Regions from separate parts of the Mus musculus genome. Here region 2 is linked to region 1. The links are chromatin loops, found by intact Hi-C in ENCODE. Cell type or tissue: heart. All regions are shown on one strand.

The links. A loop is a pair of places that touch in the nucleus more often than their neighbours do. Peaks named below come from ENCODE experiments on the same cell type or tissue, not always from the same donor. Only the 100,000 strongest peaks of a DNase experiment are listed, where the experiment ranks them.
Region 2: a loop joins it to region 1, with 2.8 times the contacts of the local background. A loop is called at or near these places in 3 of 42 quality-filtered maps.

The regions. Positions count from the first base shown.
Region 1 is chr8:78,120,221-78,128,220 of GRCm38, reverse strand. No RefSeq gene overlaps it. Among named protein-coding and RNA genes, the nearest start is that of Gm6360, 52 kb to the right of the region's middle. In heart, CTCF peaks have their summits at 171 (motif pointing right) and 3,780 (motif pointing left); no DNase peak of the experiment used is centred here.
Region 2 is chr8:77,626,595-77,634,594 of GRCm38, reverse strand. It overlaps 1700092C02Rik (RIKEN cDNA 1700092C02 gene), which reads right to left. Exons shown (of 3, transcript NR_045467.1): 2 at 6,873-6,989; 3 at 5,638-5,765. Among named protein-coding and RNA genes, the nearest start is that of 4933431K23Rik, 5.3 kb to the left of the region's middle. In heart, a CTCF peak has its summit at 4,265; no DNase peak of the experiment used is centred here; H3K27ac peaks cover 528 bases.

The DNA of each region.
Region 1 (8,000 bases):
TAATATCTTAAATACCTTTCAAGGACTATTCTAACACCTTGTGCTATCCCAGTCATGGCTTTTGGAGTGATGTATGTTGAAGAAATGTCTTAAAAGTCTACATCCCCATGTGCATGCACACAGACACGTGTGCAGGTACTGCTGTGAGTCAGATGGTCAGTGTCCCTACAGGATCAGGTGCTTGAACCCTTGGTCCCCAGCTGGTGGCGCAGTTGTGAAGGTTATGGAAACTTAAGGAGATGGAGTTCTGTTGCAGTCCATCACAGGGGTTAGGGTGAGCATTGAGCCTGGCTTCTCTCTCTCTCTCTCTCTCTCTCTCTCTCTCTCTCTCTCTCTCTCTCTCTCCCTCCCTCTCCTTCTCTCCTCTCCCTGCCTTGTTTGGGGGTGCACTCTAATAGCCAACCAGCTTGCTGTTCCTTCTACCAAGTCTTTCCTGCCTATTGTCATATGTTCAGTGCCACAGTAGACTCTGGAACTATAAGGCAAAATAAACCCTCTCTCCTCTAAATTGCTTTTTTTGTTGGAGTATTTTATCATAACAACAGAGAGAGAGAAAAAAAGATATACCTTCATAAACACACAAACACTAAATTCAACAGAAGTTTCTTTGTTGTTGTTGATACACATATTTTCCACAATGAGTTAGTTCACTTTGGGAAATCTGTATGAATAGAGTTAGTATTCATTCAGTTGGTATTTAGGCAGAGTAGCTAAACCAAATATTTAGTTGGTATCCTTATTGATATATCCAACAGCCATGTTCCCTGACTGGTTGATGTCTACATCAAATTAGCTGCTAAAATTTTTGATTATCACAGTATGTGTATATCTATAAAATATGTTGAACATACATAAATGCATAAATAAAGCACCGGCGGCAGCAGCAATCACCTATTCTGTGATCACTTTAATGTCCCTGCACAGATGCAGCAGCGGCTCCATGCTTCTCACTGGAGCCCTAGGACACTGGCCATCACTATTAGTCAGCAGTGGAAAACAACTCCAAGAAAATGATGGTAATATTCTGTATGAAAAACATAATAACATATTACTGAAAGATAAAACTGACAAAAGAGGGAAAATGTTGTATTTAGGTCAGAGACATATACTGAAGGAAGTCAACACTGGTTATGTCTGTATAACTTAGCAGTGGATGAGAACAGAGGTTATGTCATATAATTTAACAGTGACTGGGGACATACAAATCCTGGCTTAAGAAGATGAACCAGAAGTTATTCATCCCATTATGTGTGTGTGTGTGTGTGTGTGTGTGTGTGTGTGTGTGTGTGTGTAACATATAGTATATAGAATTATATACCAAAATTGTTTAGAAAACCCTCATTTGATAGGTGTCTTAGGATTTCTTTTGCTGTGAAGAGACACCATGACCACAGCAACTCTTATAAAGGGAGATCTTTAACTGGGGCTGGCTTACAGTTCAGAAGTTTAGTCCATTGTCATCATGACAGAAAGCATGGTGACATGCAGGCAGACATGGTGCTAGAGAAGTAGCTTAGAGTTGTACATCTGAATCATCAGGAAGGAAGGAAAGAAGGAAGGAAGGAAGGAAGGAAGGAAGGAAGGAAGGAAGGAAGGGTAGGCCAGGCTTGAACATTTGAACACAGTGTTGCTCTCTTCAGAAACTGCAGAAGAGGGCATCAGATCCCATCACGGATGGTTGTGAGCCATCATGTGGTTGCTGGGAATCAAACTCAAGACCTCTGGAAAAGCAGCCAGTGCTCTTAACCACTGAGACGTCTCTCCAGCCCCAGGCTTGAATATTTGAAACCTCAAAGCCCAACCTCAATGACACACTTCCTCCAATAAGACCATACCTCCTAATGGTGACGCTCCCTGGTGACCAGGTTCAAACACATGAGTCTATGGGAATCTTTCCTATTCAAATCATCACAGTAGGAACATTTTAAATTATTTTCAGGCTAAATGGATGATATCTATCTATCTGTCTATCTATCTATCTATCTATCTATCTATCTATCTATCTATCTATCTACCTACCTACCTATTTAACACACTCACACACACACTCACACACACACACATACACACATTCACAAATACCCTTGCACTCACACACACTCACACACACCCACACACACTTACATACACTCACACACACACACACACACTCACACACACACTTACATACACTCACACACACACTCACAAATACCCTTGCACTCACTCACACACTCACACGCACACACCTACACACACACACACACAGAAGATACTGTAGATCCAAAAGTGACAGACTATTTAATGTATTTAGACAAAACTTATTCCAAAGCAATAGTTTCCACAAGCATTTTAGAGATAAGATTTGAAGTTAAATAAACTAAATTTTAATCTTTTATTACCTTATTAGACAACTGTTTCTGCCATTTTTATACACCTGGCCTTCACAGTTTCTGTGATGTTGTTATAACTGAACTAGAACGAAAACACTAATTTGACCACCATTTTTGCAGGGAGAACATTCTTGTTAATTCTTTCCTCCATGAACAGCACGGAGCTGAATTCAGCGAGTCTCAGAAAACTACTAGATTTCATTCAATCTGGTTCTTCAAGTTAACTTGAACAGGTTTATGATCAAGACCTTTGTTTTCTTTAGTTCTGTAAAACTAAAAATATAATGCTATAGAATCATACTCACCTGTTTTGTATGTACAGGGGAACAAATACCACTAAAGAAAGCAAATCCTTTTAAGTGTGGCTGGCTTAGCTTAGGCTGTAACGACGGAACTAGCTGTGTTAGAAGCATTCTCTTTACAGGTTGCTTTTTCTGACTTATTCCACTGTGAAAATGTAGGAGCCCTAAATCTAAAACTATGTGGGGAAAAGTTCTTGTCATTTCTTGCACTGACTTCATGGATTTGGGTTTTTTTGTTTTGTTTGTTTGTTTGTTTGTTTGTTTGTTTAGCTTCCTGTGGTTCTGTAAATGTGTTTTGATAACCAGGCAAACAGAGTCTGCACTGAACTCCACTGAGGCTACAGCCACCTTACAGACCCCCAAAGCAAGCTGCCAGCAATCACAGCAGCAACATCATTTTCCTCTGCTGCCAAATTGTGTTAATGGAATAGAAGAAGGAAGGAGAGGCGATTATACCAGCTTCTCCAGTGGAAAGGATGGACTGAGGTACCCTAAGACAAAGCCCAGGCACACTGGCACTTCAGGGCACCAGAAGAGCATCATAGAACTTCTAGTGAATTTCCCCAAGGATATTAAAATTATCACAGGATAGGTAATGGATTTTACTGCTGGTGATTTATCATCACCATCATCACCATCACCATCACCATCATCACCATCACCATCATCATCATCATCACCATCATCATCGTCGTCGTCGTAGTAGTCGTTTTATTGTGGAGGTAGATGATGATGATGATGATGATGATGATGATGATGATAGTGAAGATGATGATTGTGGAAGATCAAGTCCAGCACCACACACAAGATCTTTTACTGAACTATGCCCTGTCCTGACTTTCTTTTTCTTTTCCTTGTAAACTAAAAGCTACGTTGTCCTTTAGAAAAGTGAAAATTAAAGGAAGTCAATGTGGAGTTGCTCTGTGCAGTCTAAAAAACTTTGTATTCTGTTTTGTTAGCTATGTGCACCCGGCTACATTAATGCTAAGAGAGAGCCAGGGTTCAAGCGATGGCTCAGTGAGCAAAAAGGCTGCTGTGGGCTGAGTTTAGATTCTCAGAACCCAATTAAAATCCTGACACAGCAAGCAGCTGTGACCACAGCGCCCCCTACTGGGAAACAGAAGGAGAGAAGAGAATCCATTGAAGCTAGAGGGCTAGATAGCCGATAGGCAGAGACTGTCTTAAAGGAGAAGGGAAGCAGAGGGCTGCTACCCTAAGATAGAACTCTGACCTCCACACTGTATCAATAGAACATATGCATACGTTCTTATGTATGTCTGCTCCTATGTACATGCATTCCTATATCCACACACCACACACAAATAGTAATAAATAGTGATGATGATAATGATGATAAACGCGATTTTTAACTGTTTGATTTAAGATTTATTTATTTTCTGTATATGAGTGCTCTATCTGCACATACACCTGCTTGCCAGAAGAAGGCATCAGATCACACGGTTGTGAGCCACCATGTAGGTGCTGGGAATTGAACTCAGGACCTCTGGAACAGCAGCCAGTGCTCTTAACCACTGAGCCATCTCTCTAGATGGTGGATAATATTTTTTTATTTGCTAAGAGTTAGACAAAACTGGCAGAGAAGCACTCATAGAGTCCCCACTGTCTGCAGTCATGTATGTGCAGCTTCAGTAACCTGCAGCTACATCCCGTAGTTCCACTTTCTTCCATTTTGTTAGCAAATATTTCAGGCTTATTCCTGGAAACCACAGGAAAAACTTACTTCAATATGCAAACACACGGACATACTTAGAGAGGGACACTTTAAAACTGTATTTGTCAATCAAAATTTACAAAGGTTTTCATTGACACATTATAAATGGTTGATCAAGTAGGTACAACAGCCAACAGAAAACAAAGCAGGATACAGAAAGCTTACTGGGTCTTCTTCATGAACTCTGGTATTCCTGTTGAACCTTTTGTTAAGAACAAAGGATGCTCTGTTGGTGCTAGGGGTGAGCCACTAATCAACTTTGATTCCCGTTTGAAAACTGATGTGTCTCGTGAAGTCAGTTGAAGACAAGAACTACAGAAGATGCAGAAGAGAATTCTTCTCAGTGAGAATTTTTTCTTCTTTCTCTGATTTTCTTTTCACAGGTATACTATTTATAAATATATAATTACAATGTATTGGGTCTGTTTAATGTTGCTCAAATGTATATAGTTATAGGACCGACCACTTGCTATTGGATAACCAGTTAGAGGCTTTATCCCAGGAAGGCTGATTATCTGTTGTCTGAGCAATTATGAACTGCCTGTAGATCTTCATCTAGAGATGAGGCCATGTGAAGTTTCCCCCATCCATGCTGGCATGTCAGACTTTATTGCCATTGTTCAGTTCTTAATTATACTATTATTTCTCTCTCTCTCTCTCTCTCTCTCTCTCTCTCTCTCTCTCACACACACACACACACACACACACACACACATCACATCACACACACACACACACACACACACACACACACACACACTACTTATGGCACTTGGGTAGTAATGAAAAGCCAGTTTTCACTTGAGGTCAAAACAGTGATGGAGCTGGGACGCAGCTTCAGTGGAAAGCGCTCATTTAGCACACAGGCAGCCTTCCTGTAAGACCCTACCTACCCTGTGCAACAGTGGAGCAGTGTGGCAGTGGGCTCACCTGAACACAGACAATCTATGCTGTGGCACTTCACCAGCCTCATCTCTTCTCATCTAATGACGAGGCAGCCTGGGCTCTCCTCCAGCTCAGCCTCTGGGCTAGCCTTGCTCTCTGTTGTCTCTTCGATCTGGGTATTAGAGGCTCGCTCTCCAGGTCTCTGTTATTGCTATGATCAAGACCACAGTCATGCATGAGTCACAGAGAACACACACCCAGTTTAACCTGAAAAGAGCTCTTCCAAAAAAAAAATCTTTTTTGTTTCCATTTCTAAAGAAAATAAATGTACAATTTGCTCTCTTGTGGGCAGATTAACAGCTTCATTTCCAAGTGAACAACAGAAAGCTCTTATTTTCTTTTTCCTGTAGATGTAGATTAAGGGGAATTCAAAATAAAATATCTGCTAGGCTGTGCTTTGTAATAGTATTTAAGCAGCATGCTTTAGAAATAGCTTTAAACAATATTCTACTCTAAATATGAATGCATACATTCAAAAACTGTCTCCTGGTACACATTCATTTTTCCAAAAGTAGATATTGAATTGCAAGCATAAATTAACAGAGAAAGTTATTCCTCTCCTTGCCCCAGGTTTGGTACAGGGTAGATTTTGAACTTGCCCGCGTTCTTGTGTGGGAGTAGAGTTACCGTGCAGGGAGGATTTGAATGCACTGCTATGGTGAACATAAAACATACGATTCCCTTTCTGGCTCCTCTGTTGGGCACTACTTGTTTATGGGAGCTGGCATCTGAGAGAGAAAATAGAAATCCATCTTCCTTGGATGTAAGAATATTTATGTGCTCTTATCTAAATGAACAAACAAAACCCTTTTGGCCTGTATCTCGAAGCTTTCACCTGCTCTGGTGGCTCGTGTCTCTCTGAGGTGGTGTCCCTCCAGTCTGCAGTCATATCTGCAAGTAGTGATGTGTTCGTACGATTCGGATTTCAGCCTTTCATGGAACCAGGAGAAGAACATGGCTGGAGCTAAGACCTTACCTGGGGTTAATGAAAACCACCCAATGTATGTTGCAAGGACTGGAGTTTCAAAGCAGGACGTTTTTTAAGAGCTGGATTTCGAGTTTGTCCCTCACTCTGACTGTAGCACATTGTTTAGGCCTGGCTTCTTTCTAAAAAGTAGTTTGTCCCAGGTCAAAAATGTATGTGGCAGGATGTCATAAAGACAAGGAAGGTTTTATGATCAGCCAGTGAACAGAAGATTTTTTTTTTAATTATTGTATCCTTGGGGTTTTAGAGTGAGACATATTTGTGCCTAACTCTAATATAAACAAACCTACTTTGGCTTCTCCTCTTTTCTTAGTGTATTACAGAGGCTTTCTCCTAACTCTTTCATCTTTGTGTTTCTACTCCTACCTTCTAGCTTTAGAATGAAGCTTTTTGTTCACATAGATAACGGACATCTTGAAAATTCTATTTCTTTTACTTTTTAAGTGTGTGTGTGTGTGTGTGTGTGTGTGTGTGTGTGTCCCCAGGTTCCCATGGGGGCCATCAGACAGTGTCAGATCCCCTGGAACTGGAGTAAAAAACAGTTGTGGACCAACTGATGTGGAGGCTAGGAGCTGACACTGAACCTGGGTCTCTCCAAGTGTGGACTCCCTCTTAGCTGGCCAGCTACCTCTCAGGGACAGAGCAGGTTCTTCTCACGTGCTTGCCCCTGGCTGTCACTCTGCCTTTGTCTCAGCTTCCTCTTTAATATGCATGCCCAAGTTTCTTTCCAGGCCACTCCTTTTCTTCCCGACTACCCTTTGCTGACTGCTGGGCTCCTGCTGTCCATCCTAGTAGGCAAGCAAACAGCCATCTTCCACCGCCCATCGCCCATCCACAACCATCTTCCACCGCCCATCGCCCATCCACAGCCATCTCTCACCGCCCATCCACCTGGGGCCCCAGAAGCAGCCAGGCTCTTTCTGGGAATGAGTCCTCTTCCCACTATCCCAGAAAGACATTCTCCATACAGCCTAGAACTTTCTGAGTTACTTTTAAAGCTCCTGGGCCTCTTCTCATCTCCTCTATGAATATTGCTTGAAGCTGGCTCGTGTCTTTGGAGTTGGGGTAGGCAAACGAAGCCTTTGGGTTTTGTCTGCTGGAAGATTGCCACTTCCTTGGGGTGGAGCTCTGTGTTCTTTGGAGAAGCTACAGTGTAGTTGACCCTCTCTGCCAGGTTCACAGGGCTCTTTCTTTCTTTCTTTCTTTCTTTCTTTCTTTCTTTCTTTCTTTCTTTCCCTTTTTCTCCTTCTTCCTTCCTCCCTTCTATATTGTCCCTGTCAGTCAGCAGACCAAGGTTCCTGGCAGCTCTCTGTCAGGGCTTTGATTTTGTCAGCCATGGCCAGGTCCTTTTCCTTACCCAGTCTCTTTTCAGCTTTGTTCAGCTGAGCTCCACTTGTCTACTAATTAGCTCTTTGGAGATTTCCCTTTTAACACTCACTATCACAGAGGACAGGAACCGTTCAAAAGTTTTGTGCCTCATAGAAATTCGGTATTCATCTCTACCCCATACAACCACATTTCTTAAAATTAGAAGTGGCAGGTCAGGCTAATTTAAGGTATAGAAGGAACATTGTGTATAAAGGGACACCTCCCTGTTCTTGATCAGGTATGGAGATGAGTGACAGGAAGGGAAGGGTCACATCACAAAACATGGACGGGCACAA
Region 2 (8,000 bases), 490 kb after region 1:
GGGGCTTTAGTCTATGTCCCGGATCTCAGCTACTGCGCAATCCCCAGTGTAATTTGGTCTGAGGAAGGTCATTAAGCAAAGGCCTTGGGGCTTCACTTGTTTTCTTCTAGCTTCTCTCTTAATACTGATCTCTGTCTTTTTAAACTCATAGCCAGACACAAATTCACTCAGATCATGTAGCCTCTCTCTGACTGCTACCACTCAGATCCTGCGATCTTCAAGTCTGGATTCTTCCTCAAACAAGTTCGTGTTGTCTTCCTGCTTCTGCTCCACAGTATGGACAATGAAGTCTTCCTACCTTTGCCCCTCAATGACTGGCTTAGATTTCCTCGTATGCAAAGGCAGTGCAGTGACTAACTGAATCCATGTGAGGGTGAAGGAGCCTCACAGGCGTGGTCTTGGCATGGAAGACTGAATTGTTCTTTTCCCCTCAGAAGTTTCTGGACTCTGTAACTGAATACAGCAGACTCCTGGTGAAAACCTCACGATGGCTTCTTTTTAAATAATTGCAGCTATCTGTTTATGAGAACCCTCATGTTATGCCATGAATATTTACATCTAAAAGATGTGACTACCAACCATGCCACTTCATTTGAACAAGTCTACCTGAATTTGTCTACACGTATGAATGATGTTCAATAAAAGCAGTCAGCAAACTGCTATGGATTTTTAGAACATCTCTAGACTCCAGTTAAGAGATAAAATCACTTAGCCTAAATATAAGAAGACTGATACAATCAGACCCAGCTTCACTTTTTTTGTTTTTTGTTTTTATTTCTCTGTTTCTTTGTGTGGATATGTGCATGTGAGTGTGAGTACAGGGGTGTTTATGAAAGAGGGAAGAGAAAGGGGACATGGGGGAAGGGAGAGGTGGACATGGAGAGGAGTAGACAGAGGCAGAGACAGAGACAGAGGCATGGTCTGTAGTCCAGGTTGGCTTGAAGCTCCTTGTGCCTCAGTTTTTCAGGTGCTGGACTGTGGTTGCATGGTTAACAGGATTCCTTAGCAAATACTAAAACTAATTCCAAAAGAAGCCCCTAAAAAATCTGGAACAGCAGCAGACCTGTTAAAAGAAGTGTCTAACCTTCCAAAGCAACTCCTCGAAAAGATGCCATTAATTTGAATATATGGGTTTTTATTTCCTAAGAAAAACGGGCTATTTTTAACCTTGCTTGAGTTTCACACACTATATCATTGGTAGTTGGCTAAAGGGAGTTGGCTCTTTTTCAGCTTAATGTAGAATCCAATTTTATGTAGTAACTCCATTTTTGGACTGAACAGAAATAGAAAACCTTCAAATGCATCCTTAAAACATATAATATATCAAAACCAAGTCATAGTCTATGCACAGCTAATACATATAAACATAGGGTTTATATAAATCCTAAAACAATGATAAATTAATCACAAATTAAACACAAATATACATATGCACATGGACAAAATATATTAACATACAATAGAATCCCCAAGTGTGAGTTCCGAGGCTTGTTCTCAGTACTAATTCTGTTTAGCATGTGTGTGACTGGGTGAGACGAGAACCGTCTTGAGGCTGGAGGTGCAACCCATGAAATGTTGCTGGGATGCCCTCGGCTTCCTTCCAGCTCCAGGTCCTTGGGATCACTTTGACGCATGGGGCAGAGTGTAGAAGACAGACTTGATTGTAGGGTGATGTACAGCACACTCAGGAGTGAGAGTGTGCAGTGTCAGAGATCACAGTGCTGTTTTCAAAGGACTCTGAAGCAGAGGTCAGAGCTTGAGAGCAGTTACTCTTACCAAGGATCTGGGTTTGATTCTCAGAACCCACATGCAGCTCATAGCCTGTACATCAGCTCCAGGTCTGACATCTCTTCTGACCTCCCCAGGCACTGGGCATGCATGTGGTTGCCCATACATGCATTTGAGCAAAACACTCACATCACACATATAAAATATACATCTTAAATTTTTTTTTAAATTAAACACAGACCACGTGAATTAACTCCCCAAGGGAGAGGGCAATGGTATGTCACTGTTCTTTATGGGAAAGCCTCCAGCTGATAGAAATCTTACAAAGTGGCTGGCAGTTCAGAATGTCATTCTTCCCACAGGACAGAGGTATGAGTCAAACTCCATCCTTCTGACCATAATCAAAGGCTTGCAGCTTTTGTCCCTGGATGCAAAGCTGTTGGGTGTGAGGGATGGATCCATCCTCATTCTCAGAGTGGCTGACTAGTTATGGAACAGTGAACCCAAGCTCCACCACCACCCGTATACAAAAGAAGGCACACGCTGGAAACATTAGCTACTACTGTACAAGTTACGACCCAAGTTTCATGTTGATACTTAAAAAGGTATATAGAGAGATAAAATTGCGTTTGTTTCTTGTTTTTCTACCAATGAGGAAAAGTCAGAAGAGCAAACATACACAGGACATTAGGGCACGCTAAGGACCGAGTCTGTTACAAATTCCATGGTCTCCACAGCTCTGGGCTAAATGTTTCCATCCTTTACAGATGAGGAAAATGAAGCTGGGGACTAGAACAGCAAACAGTGGCAGCCTGTGACAAGTGAGAGGAAACTGTCCACAATAAGCTGGTCACACTGGAGGGACATGTGTTTAGGAAGTGGAGTGTCTTCTGGAGAGCTCTTCGCTTCTCCAAGAAGCAGGGACTTCTGCTTCTCTGTTAATCTCAGTGATTCTCTTGTCATTCTTTTCCAAAAATGAAACAAGGCAATCACTTCCTGACCTAGGAAAATAAAATGTTCTATGAATTTTTATCTCACTATTTATACAGCAAGCTTTTTGGATACCAGTTAAGTGTTTTGGTGGGACATTTAAAAATAAAGCAAGCTAAATAAAAACTGCTAAAGCACATAGAACAAAGGGAAAAAAATCATGATTAGTGATTAGAGAACAGATACCCGGAGACTTAAATATTTAAGAGGCAAAGGGTTACAGACATAAATGTAAAGAAAGAGTAAGGGGGGCCACCTTTATGTAAGACAAGGGTGGGGCTGGGACCATGGCAAGAGTCTTCACTTGATCTTAGAGGCGGTTTTACTGTGTGACCTTTGTTTCTAAGTCTTCCTTCCTTCCTTTCTTCCTCTCTTTCTTCCTTTCTTTCTTTCGTTCTTTCTTTCTTTCTTTCTTTCTCTCTCTCTTCCTTCCTTCCTTTCTTTCTTTCTTTCTTTCTTTCTTTCTTTCTTTCTTTTGTTAGTGACTCTCAGGTAACAGCTCTACATCCTGATTCTTCTTATTCTGCCGAGTAACATTTGCCTACTTGTGGCTTCATTTCTATCTCACAACCTAGCAACTGGCAGTGCGAAAGGAACCAACTATTCAGATTAAAAATAATGTTCTTTATTTCCTCATCATCTTAAAGGGAGAAAAAAATCCTCACAGTAAATATAAGCACTACAATTTACTAATATTCCATGATTTGTGCTTGCCTTTGTTGAGTCTTGTCGTGGCCTAAACAAACACTATGCAGATCCTAATGTAATCAGAAATGCTGGTTTGTGGACCTTAGGCACTGGCTCTGCCGGGACAGTTTTCACTGTAACTATGCTTGTTTTTATAGCACAATGATATACAGAAACTTGCAGCCACTGCTGGTCTTGAGGCGTCTGCATATGAAGCAGAAAACATCATTTTCTTCCATTTCAAAGAGTTCACCACAGGGTGCCAAGAAGGAAGGACTATGTCCCTCCAGCCACACACTGCCCTCTGGCACTCAGACTCAAGTCCCCAGGGACAGACAATCTCTGACTTTTCCAGTTCTAGGTAACATTTCCCACAACCCCTGGTTCATAAATATTGACATTTTGGAAGAAAGAGAAGGAAGGAAAACGCTTGAGGAAAAAAAAGTTGAAGTGTTTATGTTTTTTTAAAAAAAAATAAATATACCCTATCTTGGAACTTTTAAAAATAGTATTATCCATCAACAACTAGATAATATAGGAAACTAACTTTCAACGGGATTGTCTGGTCTCTTCTTTGTCCAGAAGGAATAACCTTTCACCCAGCAAAGCTGAGTTTAAGGCCCTTTTCTCTAAGAAATGCTACAGAGGACCCCCCCCCCCCTTGAATTTTTCCCCCACGAATAACCGATCTCTAAATCACAGTAAATTTGGGACTGTTTTCAGCAAAGTGTTTTCTGTTTTCCTGTGAAATATTTCCTCCCACCAGGCTTCAAAAGCAGAAAAACCACAGCCACACAGATCTTCACGAACGCCTCGGAGCCCAGCCTGATTCCACTGCTGTGGAACTACAGCGCAACCTGGCGGTCATTTCTGTTTCCTGCCGTGGTTCAGCGGGGCGGATGGAAATAAAAGGTAGAAAACAACAGCGAAGAATCCATAGTGCCTGCCTGCAAGCATAATCATCACACATGGAATTTTAAGGTGTTTAACAGCAATATTCCTTTTAATAATACTTCTGTGGTGTTGCTGGTGCGTCGTTACAACAACAGAATCCTGAGCCTTCATATTCTTTCTTAATACTCCTCTATTTTCTTTTCTAGACCGGGAACAGGGTGTGTGTAGCACTGTGTAGTACAGGCTGTCTTGGAACTGGCTATGTAGACAAGGACTCACAAAAGATCACCCTGCCTCTGCCTCCTGGGTGTTGAGATTAAGAACACAGTCATACGCCTGGCAAACACTCCCCTTTTTCTGACTTTAGTGGTTATATTTCCTTTTTTTCTTTCTTTCTTTTGGGTTTCTTGAGACAGGGTTTCTCTGTGTAGCCCTGGGTGTCCTGAAACTCACTCTGTAGACCAGATTGGCCTCAAACTTAGAGATCTGCCTGCCTCTGCCTCCTGAGTGCTGGGACTAAAGGCACGAGTCACCACTGCCAGGCCTTTTTTAAAAACTTCTTAAGCAAGGATACAAAGAAGTTACATTAAGTAATTGTCAGCTATGGGATGAATCTTTTCTCTTTGTATACAAGAAAATGGTCAAAAGAAAAAATATGCCTTTATCGTAAGACTTTGTTGTAGTCTTCAAATTCGAGATAATTTGATTCTTCTTTTTCTGCAAAGCAAGTACTTTCTTGCTACTGTTGTTTTTTGAGACAAGGTCTTGCCCTTGTGTTGTTTGGATCTCAGGACTCTCTGCCTGTGACCCACACACACACACACACACATACACACACATACACACACACATACACACACACACACACACACATACACACACACACATACACACACACACATACACACACACATACACACACACACATACACACACACACACACATACACACACACATACACACACACACATACACACACACACACACATACACACACACACATACACACACACACATACACACACACATACACACACACACATACACACACACACACATACACACACACACACACACACACACATACACACACACACACATACACACACACACACACACATACACACACACATACACACACACACACACACACACACACAGGGCTGGCTTACAGTTATCAACGCCAACACTGGGGATGCTGGGGGGTTGGTTTCGGGTTTTTGTTTTGTTTTGTTTTGTTTTTTGTTTTTTTTTTCAGTGATGGAGACAAAATTCAAAAGTGTGGGCATAGGAAGCAACAGTGTATCACAGAAAAGCACACCTAACCCTTGGTTTTATTTGCTTGCTTGCTTGTTGTTTATTGGCATAGGGTCTCTGTATCTAAACTTAAAGACTTCGAATCTTAGAATTCAGAATCTTTGTGCCTCTGCATCTTGAGAGAAGGTTCATAGACATTCATTGTCCCCTACAGAAATGAATGGTTTTAAAAGTTAAGTTCCTTCACATCTATTTATTTGCCACTGAAATTTGAAACACATCAGAATGTCCTCTTGCTGCAGTTTAAGTATTTGAACATGAGAAAAATCTAATTATCTGCTCCTGTTGGGGTATCCAACAGAGAAGACTGCTCAGCCAAGGGTTTAAGCCAATAGAAAGTCTTTATCAGCTTTGTGGTGACTATGCCGGGGATCTTAGTGTACCACTGAGCCTTTCTCAGGTTGAGCTTTCAGCACAGAAGCCACATTCAGTTAACATGAGCAGTTAGCCAGAAGTGAAGAAGCCAAAACACAAGGTTAGTGCAGTCAGGGATTTCCTGGGATTATGGACTTCGATGGATTAGGCCTTTAGTTTTAGGAGGCGGTGCTGGTTCCATGCTGGGTTCCAAAGTCTGAATGGTACTTCCATCATGGAGTCAGTTGTGCTAAAGTCTTGAGGCCTGTTAGATTTATATTATTTATATATGTTATATGTGTGTGTATTAAACAATAATGTAAATATGTTGGATATAAATATAGCATATACAATTATATATAAGCATATAACATCTAATACATACATTATAAATATTTAAATAAATAGAACATAATGTATTAATTTTATATGATATACATGTAAATGTGCAATAAAATATAAAATATTAAATGCATAGCTATGAACACACTTTTGTGAATAGATGTGTATATGTACATATATAATATATACATATATAATATATACATATAAAATCTTTTTTTGAAATGTCTCAAGTAGCCAAGAGTGACCTTGTTCTTCTGATCCCCCTGCCTCATATGTCCAAGTGCTGGTATTGTGGTCACAGACTGTCATGCCTGATTGTTTAGGGCTGGGGATAGAACCCAAGCTTCCTGACTGCCAGGCAAGCACTCCACCCACAAAGCTACAACCCCACCACAGGGCTCAATGCTTGATAATGAACCCCCTTAAGCCTAATGTCTACGTTCTCTTTCAAATGGAGAAAAATCTGTTCTGAGTATCTCCTGTCCCTAGCATTCAAGAGGCAGGAAGATGATGAAATCAAGACCAATTTGTGCTAAATAGTAAATTCAAGACCAGCCTGGATGGTTTCCTGTTTTCATAGCCAGCAGGGTCGGGGCCCCTTCCTTCCTGCAGGAGTAGCCATCTCCTACTTCCTGTGAAATCAATATTCTTCTGTCCTGCAATTGTGGCGGCCCTGGTAAGAAGAGAAGAGGATTTAGTACCAGGAGTAAGAGGCAAGCACTAGGCTCCTTACTTAGTGTTTCTGAGCTAACAGTGGGGAAAGGTGCTGAAACTTCCTAGGAATTTTCTTCATCGGGTATTTGCTACCCACTAATTTGCCACAGATCTATCAAAAGTCTAGTCACCTCTCTATACTCTTTCTGAATTATTGGGTCCAGCACAAGATAATGCTGGGCTCTCAAACTTTGGAAGTATAGATTTTTCCCCTCAAGAAAGACAAAATCTACATGTTTTTCTTTCATAACTAACAGCACCATTGACACAGGGGACCTGAAGGGTAAATTGGCAGTTCATAGTAATTATAACCTTTTCTGTGTTCACAGAAACATTGCTAGAGCGTAGAAGCTTGCTAACACTGTAGCTCCCAGGTAGTTTCACGGAATGCAGAAACACAAACAGCTTTTAAGCATCTTGCATTCTTGCATGAAGGTGGAGGAAAGTCATTAGCCAGTTTGAGGGTGTTATTGATAATGGAAACTATTTCCTGGGAGGTTCAGCTCATGTCAGCAGCCAATCCTGGTATGCTTGCTGCCTGAAATTCAAAAATAACTTCTTGATTTCATTTACACTCCTTTGTTCCCACTTCCTTGTACTTTGACTTAAAAAGCCCCTTGCTCTTGGGGGCTGAAGTCACCAATAACCCCAGCTGCAAGGGAATCTATACCTCTGGTATCCACAGGTACCCTTACATACTGTACGCATTTACCAACACATGTACACACAATTAAAAACATAAAACACTTGCTCCTCAACTGAGGAATAAGACAGATTTTGGGCAACTGTCTTCTTTCTCTCCTAGCTTTGCAACCCAAGTTGCCTCCGGTCCCTCAGCATGTGAGCTCTTATGTTCATCACATTGTCCTCTGTGCTAAGGAGCCAGACTGGTACCTGGGCACACCATGGTTTGCAGCTACTCCCTTCTCTAGCCATCCCAACTACATCGTAGATAAAAGGATTAGCATCT